2 separate regions of the Homo sapiens genome follow, and region 2 is linked to region 1. Evidence: read pairs that join two places in POLR2A ChIA-PET (ENCODE). Cell type or tissue: A673. All regions are shown on one strand. Links, peaks and the distances in the headings refer to the core of each region. The heading gives the core; the rest is flanking DNA.

Region 1 (5,382 bases), core at 280-5,279:
TTTTCTTTTAATTGCCGAAATCATTCGGAAGTGCTTCATGCCCTGCTTCTGTACAGCAGATGCTGTGCATTAATTGGCCTGCGTAGAAGTGACCCAGGGTTCCTTGCAGCGGGCCCAATTTTAGGCAGAGGGTTTAAATAGCTTATTTATTATTTTGTATAATCTGGCGTACATTGTGTGCTCCTGCACGTGTCGTATTTCATGGTCTGCAGTTTCTAATGTCATGTGGGTTTCAAAACCTGTGTTTCTCTGGTAATGTACTAGCAGCAGGTAAGCTCAAAATACCATCCATCAGGAGCTAATTTTTTATCCAGATACTCCAATGACTGATGAACCTGTCTTTTGTATGAATGTTTAGCACAGTGGAAAGCCATATGCCACTGGCACCGTTTCCTCTGCATTCCTTACAGTTGCTAGAGAGTGGGCTTCCTGGGGGGCGGGGCGGCTCGATGCTGTGAACGTCCCCTGGCCTCTATTTCAACGATAACACCTTTAAAACAGCCCTGGGTTTGGGCAACAAAAAGAGGATGGGCTGTCTTAAAGGAGACCTGACTCCCTCGTCATTTTCTTTATCAGAAATACGACTGCACACTCTTAATAGGGAACCTTGTTTTGTTACTCCCCGTCTGTTCCAAACAGACCTCAGCCCATTAGAAGGGCCTCCCTTGTGTGGGAGACCACAGCTGTTACTGTAAATCTCATCCACTCACTGTATCACCCCCATTTTGTGGCTCTGAAGGATGAAATTGAGAAATGGAATACTGTGCAGTCATCCTTTACATCTCCAATTTTAGGCCTTTGCCATCATTTTCATGCTTTTATTCCAAATCAAATAACATTAGTGAGCTACACCACCTTCTGATGAATATCTGGTCTTGAGCACCGCTTTCAAGCCTGTGCTTGTGGGGGCTTCCTTTTATGTTTGGTGGTCTTTTTTCCCCCGTTCTCTTCTTTTTCTTCCTGCACTTTCTTTGAGCGTTCTTCGTGGTCATGGCAGTCTGCAGTTTGAATGATCGGCATTGCCAAATGTGTCCCTGTCTTAGCATGTTTTCTGAGAGGGGGCATGTGCGGGAGAAGGTTCTCTGTCTTTTAATCTTTGTGGAAGGAGTGAAGAGAACTTGGTAGAAGGATATTGGGGGCTTTAATCAGAAATAAGAAGTGGTTTAAATCATTAGCACAACAAAGCATACTATAAGCTTGAAGATAAAAGTCTCTGGGGAAAGAGTCCTCTGAAAATAAATGGAACTTGATAGATTTCCATATCATTTATAACTTCCCTTAATTACACTTGGAAGACTTGCCAGTAAAACTGGAAAATTGGCAGCCTATATCCATTAGAGTCATTTTGCCGACCATGGCAAGCAGCTGGCTTTACGGGATTTGATTCCCATCACTCACAATTCATCATCAGCTGGAGGTGTCTGCAGCTCTTCAGCACAGAGCAATGCTGGGTGACACTCGGGCCCCCACGACATGCGAAAATCTGCTGAGTAAATGGGCCGAGGTTTCTCTCAAGCCTTGTTTGGGGCAAGGCCGACTCCTGCTTAATGAGTGCCGCTCTGATAATCGGATGCGAACGTGAACCTTGACCTCGTGTCAAAGGAGAGGACGCAATAAGCTGGATGAAAGATACAGGATTCAGGCCTTCAAACTTTACACCAATTAGACAGGGAGCGGGGAGATACATCAGGCCCACTAGGTTCATCAAAAAGACTTGTGAGGCTTGTGACCATTTTGTAAGCCCAACATTGGAGACATCCTGTCACAATCATTAAGTCTTTATCAGATGATTCACAAAAGTGTTGGAGAAACGTGCGCACACATCCTGCAGGAACGGGCCCCGCACATGGGGGCGTCTGATGGAGACGGAATGGTGGAGGGCCCTCTCTGTGCACCCAATTAATGCTTGGCTTCCCAGCCACCCTGGGCAATCCGGAAGGTGTTGCTTCCATTGGGCCCACTGCCCAGCTCCCTGGTGTACCCTACATGTACTCTACGGTGTGCGACACATTCTGCAGGAGTCAGCGCTGCTGGGAGCAAGGCTCCAAAGTCCTAAGGTGAGAGCCCCTGCTCCCAAGGGCCGAGTGCTGGCATTTTGCTGTTGTTGGAAGGAGCCCAGCTCAATGCCCAGCCATCCCTGGAGCACGCCCTCGAGTGTCAGCCTCTTCCCACAGACTGGGGCAGGTGTAGTTTGTGTTTCCATTGCATTCTTTGACATTTGGTTTGTACATTTGGTTCTCCAGCTCAATTTTTTCCAAAGGATGAAACATGTTGAAATTCAATTAAGCTCGTGTGTGTGTGTGTGTGTGTGTGTGTGTGTGTGTGTGTTGGGGTAGAACATGTTTCTGTTGAGCAAGATGTATCTCACTATTTTGTAAGGCATGAAGGAAGTTTTTAAACACCATCTCTTAGGGATGAATTAGGGAAAACGGTCTACAAAACAGATGGTGCAAAATTAATAGAGAAGTGTGCTACTTAGTTTTTCATTTACAGCTAAATAATCTAGGCTGGGCACAGTGGCACACATCTGTAACCCCAGCACTTTGGGAGGCCAAGGTGGGCGGATCACTTGAGGTCAGGAGTTTGAGACCAGCCTGGCCAATGTGGTAATACCCTATCTGTACTAAAAATACAAAAATTAGCTGGGCGTGGTGGTGCACACCTGTATTCCCAGCTACTCAGGAGGCTGAGGCAGAAGAATCGCTTGAACTTGGGAGGTAGAGGTTGCAGTGAGCTGAGATTGTGCCGCTGCACTCCAGCCTGGGCAACAGACCGAGATTCTGTCTCTAAGATAGATAGATAGATTAGATAGATTAGATTAGATTACATAAGATAGATAGATAGATAAAATAGATTAGATAGGATAGATAGGATAGACCGAGATTCTGTCTCTAAGATGGATAGATAGATAGATAGATAGATAGATAGATAGATAGATAGATAGACAGACAGACAGGCAGATAAGATAGATAGGATAGAGCTAAATAAGTAGACTAGTAGACACCACGAGAGGAACTAGGGAGGGGAAACAGGAATGAAAGGCGGATGGAGCAGGGAGGATCTAATTCTATGATTCAGTGCTGTGCTTGGATGGGGCAGAAGATGGGATCGCTTCAGTGGGGACACGCCTTCTTTAAAGTCCTTTGAATTGAATTGCCGGACTCTCACAATCAGACAGAAGGACTATTTGAATTTCAGGCCTCCCCACTTTTCCTGATTGTCTCGGGCTAAATCCGAGGTTTTTTTCTGATGAACAACTGGGGACCCAGCACTTGCAGTTACCTGTGCGTTACCTCTTTGCAAATCACCCACATTAGAAGCACAGAGCCAGCCAGAAAGATGGTCAGTGGCAGCCACAGCAGAGCCCCTTAAGCTCCTGTCCACCACCCACTTGCTCCCAGGCCCTGGCGGGGCCCAGAGTAGAGCTGTAGCCAGGTCAGGCTGGCCTTTGCCCCTAGCGTGACCTTGGGAAATCCCCAGGCCGCATTTCTTCATATTTGCAGTTGAGTTGCTAACGCACTCACTTGAAGATCCTGTAAAACAGAAGCAGGAGCTGCCTGCCTGTCTGGCCCGCAGATTCTGAGCAAGGGGATGGGAGGGGACGTGTGGTGGAAGGGCACACCTACTGGCAGAGAGGGTAGGGGCTGTGCCACCCATGTGAAGCCAATGTACTTGGCGGGGGGACGGGGCTCTGGCCAGTCCTGGGCCCTCAGATGCCTGCAGAGGAAGGGCTGGGTGGGTGTTTGGGAGGCCGGCATGCAGTCCCCAGGAAGCTCCTCCACCTGGAGAGAGAACAGTGCCCAGAGCGGGAGAGTGGATTCCTCATTTTTGGATGGCATTTCTACTATGTTCTGTTGAGTCTCAGATCCACTTCCCAGAGAGTCCCCGGTCCTGTTGCCTGAGTGCTCAGTCCTAGGTCAGAGTCAGTCGCAGTGAGTCCAGCTTCTAAGAGGACACGGCCAGGCTTCCAGGGTCCCCTGTGTGGAGCTGGCTGGCAGGTGTGCTGCAGTGAACTGGACCTGCTCCTGGATTCCCTGGTCTTTGCCTGCCTTTGAAGAGAGAAAAAAGGCTGTAAAATGCCAACTGGAGGGAGTGACTGTTCTGACACCCCTGATGGGGGCCTCTGCATTGTCTCTGCGCTGCCCCTCCCATCCCCCTGCAAACAGCCCTCGAGGCTGATTCTTCGCTCTCCCTGGAATGCAGATGCCACGTGAAAATGAATCAAAAAGGGCAGCGCGGGCAGCGCTTCCAGGCCCAGCTCCTCAGCGCGGTGTCTCTCCTCCGTGCCAGCGCCAAAGCCTTGGCATCGTCTCTCTTCCTATATTTCTATGCCAGGAAGAAGCAGCCCACCACCTGAACAGCAGAGGAAAAGAGTACATCGGCTCAGGCGCTCCAGAGTGCCAGCAAGACAGCTTGCGCCACACGGGGGGGCCAGAGGGGGACTTGGAGATCATCTGGGGATTTCAGGAAAGAACATTCTCTAGGCGCTTCTGAGGCATTGGACGAATATGGCCACAGTGGTGTGAGGGGCCAGGAGCCCCATGCCAGGACACCCACCCACACCACATAGCCATTGCCCTAGGAACCTGGACTTGCCCGTTTCAAAGACTGGGAGGCCAAAGAAAAACCTGGCCGGCTCAGGACGCTGACCCATCGGGGCAGAGCGAAGTGAGTGCGCAGCATGGTTTTCAGCTGCAGCTCACTCCTGCAGGGAAGCCTCACGCTTAACGCCAGTGGGCTTAACCCAGCTCAGCCTGGCTGCCCCTCAGGATGAAAGGCAAGTTCTGAACGCAGTCTGAGCAAAGGCCCGTGGGCGCTCCCAGTCTCCTAGCATGGAATGCATGTAGCTCTGGAAGTCATTCCTGTGTCTGGAGGGTTTTCCGGAAGCTGCCTTGTGCCTTGTTGTGGGTACTCGCTGTGTCTTGCAGAGGATGGGACAGTGGTCCTCGTGGCGCCAGGGCCGAGCTGTTCCCAGTTCCCCGGGACTATAGACAGAAATATGTATATTTGGTGGTGGTTTTTTTTTTTTGGTAACAGCTATACTGAGATGTAATTCACATACAATTTAGCCCTTTAACGTGTACGATTCGGTGGTTTCAGTCAATTCAGAGTTGTGTAGTTGTCACCACAATCAATTTTGGAACATTTTTATCACTCTCAAAAGAAACCCTGTACCCTTCAGCAGTGACTCCCCTTCCCTCTTCAACCCCAGGCAACCTCGAGTCTGTCTGTAGAGATCTGCCTATTCTGGACATTTCAGGTAAGTGGAAAACATTCCAATTTCCGAACACCTCTGTTAGTGGCAGAGCCAGACTCAGAGATCCCCAGGGTAGGCCCCGCCGCCAGGGTCCCCACTTCTCCAGGGTCAGGGATTTTTTTTTT
Region 2 (5,382 bases), core at 214-5,213, 1.6 Mb after region 1:
GCTAAGGCAGGCGGATCACTTGAGGTCAGGAGTTCGAGACCAGCCTGACTAACACGGTGAAACCCTGTCTCTACCAAAAATACAAAAATTAGCCTGGCATTGTGGCAGGCGCCTGTAATCTCAGATAGTTGGGAGGCTGAGGCAGGAGAATCGCTTGAACCAGGGAGGTGGAAGTTGCAGAAGTTGCACTCTAGCCTGGGCAACAAGAGTCAAACTGTGTCTCAAAATAAATAAATTAATTAAAAAATACAAAACTTAGCCGGGTGTAGTGGAGTGCACTTCTGGTCCCAGATACTCAGGAGGCTGAGGCAGGAGAATCACTTGAACTCGGGAAGCAGAAGCTGTAGTGAGCTGAAAGCACACCACTGCACTCCAGCCTGAGTGACAGAGTGAGACTCCATCTCAAAAAAAAGAAAGAAAGAAAGAAAGAAATTAAAACTTCCCTTTAAGGATTTTTTTTCACTCCATGTTGAACTGATTACTGAGGACATTGACTAAACTTTGAAGCAGAGCAGTTCATTAATAAATTTGATGTGATACAGTTTTACATGTTTAGAAGAATTCCACAGAGTGGACGAGCGTTGAACCTGGCATCAATTCTCTCCTTTAGCAAAACTTGGAAAAATATTGATATTAAAACTCTGTTACTATTGGAAGAGATTTCTGTCTCTATTTGACACGAATAAAGAAATGTATATTACATGAGTATTTCCCTTCCTCAATTCCTTACAATGTGTACACACTAGTTCTCTTTGGGAAGAAACAAGCCAAGCACAAGTTTCAAAAAATTCTTACTGATAATGCACACAGGAAGGGGAACATCACACACCGGGGCCTATTGTGGGATGGGGGTAGGGGGGAGGGATAGCATTAGGAGATATACCTAATGTAAATGATGAGTTAATGGGTGCAGCACACCAACATGGCACATGTATACATATGTAACAAACCTGCACATTGTACACATGTACCCTAAAAGTATAATAATAAAAAAAAAGAATTAAGAGCCAACCTGGTAAATTAAAGTTCTCCATTGCAGATCTATTCTATTGGGTAATAAAATGTGCTTTCCTTGGGCCAAAATCAGCAATAGAGTGTTACATTAGTTTCCTGTTGCTCCTGTAACAAATCACCACAAATGTAGCAGCTTAAAACTACATAAATTTATTATCTTACAGTTCTAGTATCTCATATTTAAGGTTTTAGAGAAAGTAGAACCTTGAATAGTAGTCCATACTAGGAACTCAGTAGTTGTTGGCTAATATTATTACTATTGTCATTAACATTAACACTTACTATCTCACAAAAATGGTTAGCCATTCAGGAACTCCAGCCCGGGGAAGAAGCTGAACAAATATGCCCATGTCTGACAAAAGGACTGGCAAAGTGGAGGTAAATGAGTCCAAAATGGGTCTCACTGATCAATAGTCAAGGCAGGGCTGTGTTCTTTCTGGTGGCTCCAGGGAAGCTGGGTCTACCTGCTTTTTCCTGCGTCTAGAGGTTGCCTGCATTCTTTGGCTGGTGGCCCCTCCTCCATCTTTGCCCGAAATGATGGGTTGAACCTTTCACGTATCACATCCCTCTAAGCTCCTCTTCTGCCTCCCTTCTCCAATTTTAAAGACCTTTGTGATTACATTGGGTCCACCTGGATAATGCAGGCTCATTTCCCTAGTTTCAAGCCAGCAGTCTGGCAAATAAATTCAATATGCAAATTAATACCCCCTTTGTCAGATAACTGAACATATTTATAGGTTTCTGGAATTAGCCTGTGGACACATTTTGGCAATGACGGTTCTACCTATCACAGGTAGAAAATAAAAAACAAGAAAAATAAAGTAAAAAGAGAGCGTACAAGGGAAAGCCAAATGCCCTAGGATGACACTTTCAAACATCACATCCACCTGTCTTAATCTAGGTTGTTGAAGTGAACAAACAGCTGAGGGCATGGTATATTTAAGCTTCTGTGAGGGAAGGACAGGCCTCCCTCAGCCCAGGACTGAAATCCACTATACCCGAAGGCTATAATAACAGATCAAATGCTCAGATTTTACTCTGAAGGGCTGTTCATAGTGTAAATGTTGCCCAAGAGCCATTAAATACATTTGCCCCCACTTTTTGCTTAAATGGAAATTCCACCAAGTGAATAAATGCATAGCAAAACTAGGTGCATTCTTGCATTGTGGACAGTCAACACACCTAAAGAGTGTGACTCAAAACTAATTGAAATTAAAAGCAAAATTCTCCAATTGATGTGTTTCTGGTGTCCCCTCATAGACATGAATTCCCTCCTTTGCCTCTCCCTTATGTTTCTGCCTAAAGCAGCAGGCAATGAAGGCTAAACCTCTGAAAGTGAGCAGCTGAAAAATTGGGATATATTGCTGGCGTACTTGCTACTTGTGAAATATCTCCTGTGCCAATAATGAAATCCATCATGTGACCAGCTGTCTTTGCAAACCAAAGAGGTAGAGCAAGTTAAATTTCTATTTCAACTGATGCTTTTTATAAAGAAACCACAGCAGCTCTCATTGTTTATTTAAAATTAGTGCAAATGAAAGCTTTTAATTGTCTCTGTGATGTGGCTTCCTTCCTGCTTAAGATGAGCTCATGGTGCCTCCTCCATGATCCTCTCCCCTCCCCAGCCTGGTCTGCTGTCTCAGCCGTATGCGCAACTCATTCTCATCTCCATGGTGTCACTCATGTTATCTGGCCTGAAATTGTGCCTTTTCTCTAAGCCATTTCAATAGAATAAATTGGAATACTATTTTCTATATGAAGCTTTGGTCAAATACTACAACTCAGATTAATATAAAACACTCCAAAATCCTATAGTATTTAATGCCACGGAGATTGCTACCTAATTTGTTTATGTTTTCTTTTTAATCTTCTAAGATGTTCTAGGCTTTATTTGACTGCATCCCACATCTTGTTTCGTAATTTTCTTAGGATTTAAGGCAGAACCTAATGTTCAAACTCACTGGTAATCACGGAAACACAAATTACAACAGTAAGAAATGATCAAATAACGTGAGATTCATCGAAATAGCAGAAATAGGAAAGTCAATATTACCAACTGTGACTAAAGATAGGAGGAATTAAGTACTCTTACGTCCTTGTAAAGTTGTGCAGCCATTCTGGATCAGATTGGAAGGACTTGGGAAAATAAGTTTTTTTTGTTTTGTTTTGTTTTGGTTTTTTTTGCCTTAAGACACAATACACTCTCTCCTGAATATCCCAGAGATATTCTCACAACATCCATCAGCAGACACAAATGGGAATGTTTTCCATGGTCTCCTATGTGGGAATGGGGAGTTGGCGACCACCCCAGGGTCCATCAGGGGAGAGGAATTGTGAAATATACTGGAAACACACTGCAGAATAGTGTGCGGCAGAGAGAGACAACACGGGGAGATCTTACACACATAACATTAAAAGAAGAAAGAAAATACAAAATATTTTCTACCACAGTACTACTTTTGTAAATTTAAGACATATACACATAAAACATTACATATTGGTACATTTTAAGACATAATTAACTCAATCTGAGGTCCAAACTAAAGCAGCTAATGACAGACAGATGTGGACATACAGAATCTAGCAATGTCATGTGAAAGTCATAGGCAGTTTTCTGTCTCGTCTCTTAAAAGGCATACTTTTCTTTCTTTCTTTCTTTTTTTTTTTTTTTGAGACAGAGTGCCCAGGCCTGAGTGCAGTGGCATGATCTCAGCTCACTGCAACCTCTGCCTCCTGGGTTCAAGCAATTCTGCCACAGGTAATTCTTCTGCTGCAGCCTCTCAAGTAGCTGGGACTATAGGTGTGCATCACCACATCACTTGGCTAATTTTTTGCATTTTTAGTAGAGACAAGGTTTCACCATGTTGGCCAGGCTGGCCTCGAACTCCTGACCTCAAGCAATCCACCCGCCTCAGCCTCCCAAAGTTCTGGGATTACAGCTGTGAGCCCCTGCACCCGGCCCTTAAGTGGGTTTACTTTTGACTAAAGATAACATTACTTATCCTTTAATTAAATCCAAAAGTGAGCAATGAAACAGTGAGCGGAGTTGTTAAAAAGATTTTCAGGTGTTCTGTTGAACCTGAATGCATTTCCATTTGAGCACTTGCATTTATCTCTGAAAACATAGCCACCAGGGAGCTTTAGAACATCTGCTATCAAAACCATCAAAACTGAAAGCCTTTCTATTCCATCTCCTACAATTATATTGAAATGGATTGTTGACCATTATTTTCTATCTTCAACACATTTATTTTCATCAGCGATTTCCCACCAGCACAGCAGTATGACATTTAATGGAATAGCTATTGTGAAATAATTATGTTTACCATTATAATTCTAGGTCTGCACTGATTTTAATCAAACTATTCCAAATAGCTTTTTGATCATAGTTATTATATACAATTTAGAATAATCTGATCAGGTTGGAATAGCTTCTCCTAATTAAACAAGTGTGTACATAAAAGGTGTATATGAATGGCTGTTTACATTTTAAGGAATAAAAGAAAATCAGACTTACGAATGTCTTATTAAAATGAACAATAATTTGGATTGTGTTAAATCAGTTCTCTATAACATGTGTGCATTTAAGTATGTATATATATTATAGAAGTGTGTATATGTATCATAGAAGACTAAATATATGGTAAAGATTTCTATAGAGCATAATATGTAAAGTAAGAGACTTATATAGAAATGGAAATTCAGAAGGTAAAATTTCCCAAGGAAAAATATTCATTCTAATATATCAATCATGATTTACTAAGTTGCAAATCTTTTTAAAACAGTCCCAACATTTTAGATCAATTGTTAACCGACAATTGGCTTACACGAGGTGGATTAATTAGTTACTAGCTTCATTTGTGCTTTCCAAAAGCATGTTTTAGCTTTTATTTGTCATACAACAGAGTTAAGCATGGGCTACCTTGTTTAGAATTCCCTCGTTGCTGCATGTGGAGGTTAATACTCATGTCATGAGCACCAAAAGTCTGGTCAGTGTGCATGGGGAATGGACTATTAACATTGTTTCTTCCCTGCTGTTTCTTCTAGGAAAACTGACACGCTTCACTTTTCTTGATCTCTTTCTACAAAACACACAAATTAAGCAAATATCTGAACACACCAACAAACAAAAGCAATAAACAAACACTTCATTTTGTCATCTTTATTTTTATGTAGTGTTTATTACATTAAAACACATATGTTATATGTATGTCTTGAACAAGGCACTGGGCTAGACACTGAGTATTGAACAGACAAATAAGTTATAGTCCCTGCCTGTAAGAAGACTAAAATCTCTTCAGAAAAGTGCAGGTGTCATGCATTCTAATGAAGGACATGGTAGGAAAAAAGCCTGTGAGAGAGAAGTGT

The links. ChIA-PET counts read pairs that join two places held together with the same protein. Peaks named below come from ENCODE experiments on the same cell type or tissue, not always from the same donor. Only the 100,000 strongest peaks of a DNase experiment are listed, where the experiment ranks them.
Region 2: POLR2A ChIA-PET joins it to region 1 with 8 read pairs; 1 of 35 experiments calls an interaction of 5 or more read pairs at or near these places.

The regions. Positions count from the first base shown.
Region 1 is chr13:100,522,085-100,527,466 of GRCh38, forward strand. The region is part of intron 22 of PCCA (propionyl-CoA carboxylase subunit alpha); the gene reads left to right. Among named protein-coding and RNA genes, the nearest start is that of PCCA-AS1, 44 kb to the left of the region's middle. RefSeq lists an enhancer at 3,028-3,550. In A673, for the core only: no CTCF peak of the experiment used is centred there; no DNase peak of the experiment used is centred there; H3K27ac peaks cover 1,322 bases.
Region 2 is chr13:102,128,846-102,134,227 of GRCh38, forward strand. It overlaps a transcript of FGF14 not described here. Among named protein-coding and RNA genes, the nearest start is that of MIR4705, 86 kb to the left of the region's middle. In A673, for the core only: no CTCF peak of the experiment used is centred there; a DNase peak (open chromatin) is centred at 2,556; H3K27ac peaks cover 2,410 bases.